2 separate regions of the Homo sapiens genome follow, and region 1 is linked to region 2. A link is an interaction called in ENCODE POLR2A ChIA-PET data of the cell type or tissue named here. Cell type or tissue: MCF 10A. All regions are shown on one strand.

Region 1 (2,500 bases), 290 kb after region 2:
CCACCACGCCTGGCTAATTTTTGTATTTTTAGTAGAGACGGGGTTTCATCATGTTGGCCAGGCTGGTCTTGAACACCTGGCCTCATGTGATCCTCCTGACTTGGCCTCCCAAAGTGCTGGAATTACAGGCATGAGCCACCGTACTAGAAACTGGGGCTTGTTTACTCTGTTTAGAAATACTGTATCTTTCCCCTCTCCAGAAAATAAGCCTATAAATCCTCACTTTTCCACTGGGTGGGGACTGATTATTCCCTATCCAAAGTGTGTTTTTGTTGGGGTTCGAAGAGAAGTGGGGAACTAAGGAATGAACAACTTAGACAAACTGTTAACAGTCTTTTGGTTTTTTTTTTGTTTAAATTTATTTATTGCAGAACACCTCAGAGACTTTATTATTCCAGCATGTGTTGTGAATCTTCTAGATTTGGCAGGTCCTTGTTTAACCATAGGGCCCTTTTCCTACAGGTGTGTCCGAGGAATTCATCTGAGAGAAATACTGCATTAGATGCTTAAAATAGGTGAAGATCTCTTGAAACTTTAGATAGGAAGAGGTGCCACCACTTGACTCCATGGCATGTCTTTGGAGGTTCCTGGGACAGTACTCAGGAGTTTGGACACTGTCATCTTTATTCATCCAATTTTGTCCTGGGCAAGATCTTGCTGGTTGAAACGAAGTGATTTGGGGGTTGTTTCCTTCATCAAAGAAGCTGTTGAATAGTTCTGAAGGCTAGATCTTTACCTAGAAGTCTATGCGAGTTTCTATTCAATATCTATCTACTCCTACTGTTTCTTTGTAAACAAACTATAGCGATTAGACAAAAATTGGGCAGTACGCCAAGTTCCAATTGGCAAGATTATGTGAGTGGATATATACATATACATATATACATATATATATATGTATATATAGTCATTCAAATGTCTTTGGGTACCAAATAGCATTAAGCTTTAACCTTCATATTTAAGAATATTACCATTTATATGACACCAAATGCCTTCATGGGGTGACATGCACTGAGAGGGTCAGATGGAATAAAGATTGCTGATTTACAAACAAAAATGAAACTTCTGAGTTTTCATGTAACAAACTCTTCCAATCGTATATAGCTTTTATGGGATTTATTGTGCTTTTCTTCTTTTTATTTTTTTGAGACGAGGTCTCATTCTGTTGCTCAGGCTGGAGTGCAGTGGTGTGAATACAGCTCCCTGCAATCTCAGCCTCCTGGGCTCAAACGATCCTCCCACTCAGTCTCCAGGTAGCTGAGTCAACAAGCACGAGGCACGCACCAACCTAATTTTTTTAGTTTTTATAGAGACAGGGTCTCCTGGGCCCAAGCAGTCCTCCTGCCTTGACTTCCCAAAGTGCTGGGATTACAGGCATGAGCCACCATATTTTTTGTCTTAATAGTCACTGTTAAAACAGTTACAAATTTCCAGGTTTTGTCACCTATAACTTCAGTATGAGTAATTTTTAAAAAAGTCTCCCATTGATTAGTTTCACACTGTAGTCAAGAATCTAACCAAAGATGGAATTTGGTTAACTTCAAAGTAGGGACCAGATTTAGTAATAGAGAATAAAGCCCTTCTTTGTTACATTACAGCCCACGAGTTAATCCAAAAAGTTCTGGTGGGCTTAATTACAGATAGGAAAAGGAATTTAGCTAGATTTTTAAAAATATTTTTATGTAGGCAGGCCAGGTCATGTTTATCTAAGGATTCTCTAATTGGATGCCATGAAGTGACATGCTTAATGTGAGCTGCAATATAAGAATGAAATGACAACATGAAGTAGAACAAGATAACTTAGTAGTGGGGAGAATAAAAATTAACTGAAGATAGTTAACCCCAAAACATTACTTATTTGAAATCAAGTCACATAATTGCACTTGGAACCTGGTATATTGCTCAATTTTTGTCTAATTGCTGTAGCTCGTTTACAGATAAACAGTCAGAATATGTTTGAACCCAGATAGTCATTAAATGAGCATAACAATGATAAGCAATTAAATTATTTGCAACTTTGAAAAGTTGGTTAGGCATAGTTGCCTTTTGAAAATCATTTTCCCTTGAAAACTCACTAATACTGTTTAAAAATACACAAGGTATTACATGTTTGCTTGCATTATAATCACAGTTTCATGTTCACATACCTTATCAAAAATCCAACACCAACACTGTATCAACAGTGCAACATGAAGAGGAAATTTGGCAAACATTAGATGTATTCAATTGCTGCAGTGGCTTAAGTCAATTCACACAGAAATAGGAGGTAATTTTTTGACATCTCCTTATCAATCAATTAGAGCTGAATCACAAAAAGAATCTAAGAAGTTTCAGGGCAGGGGTGGACACAGTAGCTCACGCCTGTAATCACAAGTTGGGAAGTCAAGGTGGAGGGATCCCTTGATCCCAGGAGTTCAAGACCAGCCTGGGCAACACAGGGAGGCTCCCGTCTTCAGACACACACAAAATTAGCCAGGCATGATGACTCACACCTGTAGTC
Region 2 (2,500 bases):
CATATATCTTGGGAAAGTATCAAAAATTATGTTTTTCTTTTCAAAGAGTGGAATGTAAAATACCCACCAAATCCTCCTGGATGGCGCCTGGGTGAATGTATTCCTTGTTATTTCATTTAAGCTGCTAAATATCTATTAGAGTAAAATTATGGGCTCTTTGCACATGGCATTTTCACTTGTAGCTTCCTGTGTGCCAAAGCAATAAATGTGATTCAGAGCCCTCCTTTTTGTAAGGCAGGTCCACCTCGGGGCTAGTTATTGCCTTACTAGTGGCCAATGGTCCCTAAGAAAAACTGTTTCCCCTATGCACTAATCCAGAGGGACTCAGAAATGGAAACCAGATTTTTTTTTTTTTTTCTGAGATTGGGTCTCACTCTGTCACCCAGGCTGGAGTACAGTGGCATGATCATGGTTCACTGCAGCCTCAACCTTCCAGGCTCAGGCAATCCTCCCACATCAGCCTCCTGAGTAGCTGGGACTACAGGCGTGCACTACCATGCCTGGCTAACTTGTTTTTATTTTATTTTATTTTATTTTTTGTAGAGATGGGGTTTCACCACGTTGGAGAGCCCAGATATTGGATAGACACAATGACAAACCAAAGCTACCTGCTAATGTTAGGCTTTCTTTAGAAAACCTCAAGACACTAGCAATTAAACTTATCAGAGGCTGTCACTCTGTGACCTTCACTCTGACCCAGGAACTGCTCTCTCCCGAAATGACCCACGCACCTTACAAAGTCAGGATGACTCCTTTCTCTCTGTCTTTTTTTTAATTAATTTTAAGACTTCCTTCTCTTTAAGCTCTTTCCACTTTACTACAGAGTATATTTCAAGTTTTTCAGGTGAGTCACCTGTATCCTCCTTTGCTAAGCAATGAATAAAAGTGGAGGGTTGGGGTATATAATTCAAATGCTTTATAAAAAAAAAGGCTGTTCCCTTTTTTAAACTATACTAACTTTCCCACCACATATAATGAATAAGTACAAGTAAGACATTGAGGTCAACAGCTTTATCAAAGCACAGAGCTGTCAGGTTATAGGACAGGATATTTGCCAAATCAGAATGCATAAACTTTTCGTATGGAAACTAGAACATGAATTAAGCTCATATCACTCAAAAAGAGCTGAATGCATCTGAAACCAAAGCACGCTGTCAGCCACCTCCATTTGCTCCGGGCGCTGATACCTTGATTAGCTATGCAAGAAGCTACCTGCTATTTTAGAATTATATGAAGTCACCTCAGGGTATCTACAAGCTTCTCACGCACAAGATACTGACTTTTTTTCCTCCTTCTTCTTGGCTTACAGCACAGTTGTTGCTACATCCAGGTAAATACTATATCAGGGATTGTTATTGCATAAGCTGTCATTAAGGCAGCTTGCCTTCTCACAGAAAAATCAGTCTGCAAACAATAATGGTTTGTTGCTAAACCCCTCTAAGACTGAAAGAACCTAGAGTTTTTGTTTTCATTTTGTTTTCTTTTGTTTTTGAGTAAGTACTCCCCTAACAGATTAAGGAGCTGAAAGCTTAATTTCTAAAAAGGATTTTTTTTTTAAATAATAAAGAATGTTCCCTTCACCCCGTCTTTTTTTGTTGTCTGTTTTAATAAATTACCTTCTCTCCTAAAATAGTAACTAAATTTATAGGAGCAAAAGAGTAGCTTACATGATAGGTATCTACCAAACGAAGCTGCCAGTGTACATAGTATTACAGGTACCATGCAGTTCAACATGTTTTTACCTGAGGTACATAGATTCTGTTTTGATACTAGACTGTTTGAAAACATTTTCAGATGAAAACTGATCATGAACGTGAAGGACTGACAGCTCAGACTTCAAAAGCCAAGGTTAATCAGGGCTTTTGTATATTTTCGCAAATAAATATATTAACATAACTAACCTTTGACCTGTACCGTCCTTAATCTTTCAGCCCCAAGCTTCTGGGAAGGGTGTAACAATTCTGGCAAACTGATCTGTGCCAAAGAGAGTGCTGAACACTTACTATGGTGTAGATCGAAACCACCTTAATCACTCACCTTTCATCTCCCCAGAGTTCTAGAGTGTAACTTATTCAAACTGTTCTTAGACTTCTTAAACTTAATCTTCTCCCACAAAACTTGACAATTTCATATATATATATATACACACACGCACACACACATGTATGTATATACATATATAAAGACAAGTACCAAATTTCTGCTTCTGCTCGTTTAGCTCAGAGGCATTTCCCAGCCCTGACTCCTGGTACAAACCATCAAAAGTGTTGCTCAGAATTGGAGTCTACATCAGACCTAGACTCAGATTGTAATCCTTTGCAACTAGCCCCTGTGCTTGCCCCTTCCTGGTGTTAGCATGTACAGTCTGTAAGTCCAATCTGCCCCGAGGCCTTAATAAAATTTCCTTTGCCACACATGCAGTTATTAAGCATGCAATTTATATTGCCAGGTGCAAAACTTTCTCATGCAAATCTCTTTGACCTGAAGTAACCAAATGCAC

What was found. ChIA-PET counts read pairs that join two places held together with the same protein. Peaks named below come from ENCODE experiments on the same cell type or tissue, not always from the same donor. Only the 100,000 strongest peaks of a DNase experiment are listed, where the experiment ranks them.
Region 1: POLR2A ChIA-PET joins it to region 2 with 34 read pairs; 2 of 35 experiments call an interaction of 5 or more read pairs at or near these places.

What each region holds. Positions count from the first base shown.
Region 1 is chr13:73,081,410-73,083,909 of GRCh38, reverse strand. No RefSeq gene overlaps it. Among named protein-coding and RNA genes, the nearest start is that of KLF5, 24 kb to the right of the region's middle. In MCF 10A, no CTCF peak of the experiment used is centred here; DNase peaks (open chromatin) are centred at 1,239 and 2,478.
Region 2 is chr13:73,367,559-73,370,058 of GRCh38, reverse strand. No RefSeq gene overlaps it. Among named protein-coding and RNA genes, the nearest start is that of LINC00392, 200 kb to the left of the region's middle. In MCF 10A, no CTCF peak of the experiment used is centred here; a DNase peak (open chromatin) is centred at 1,238.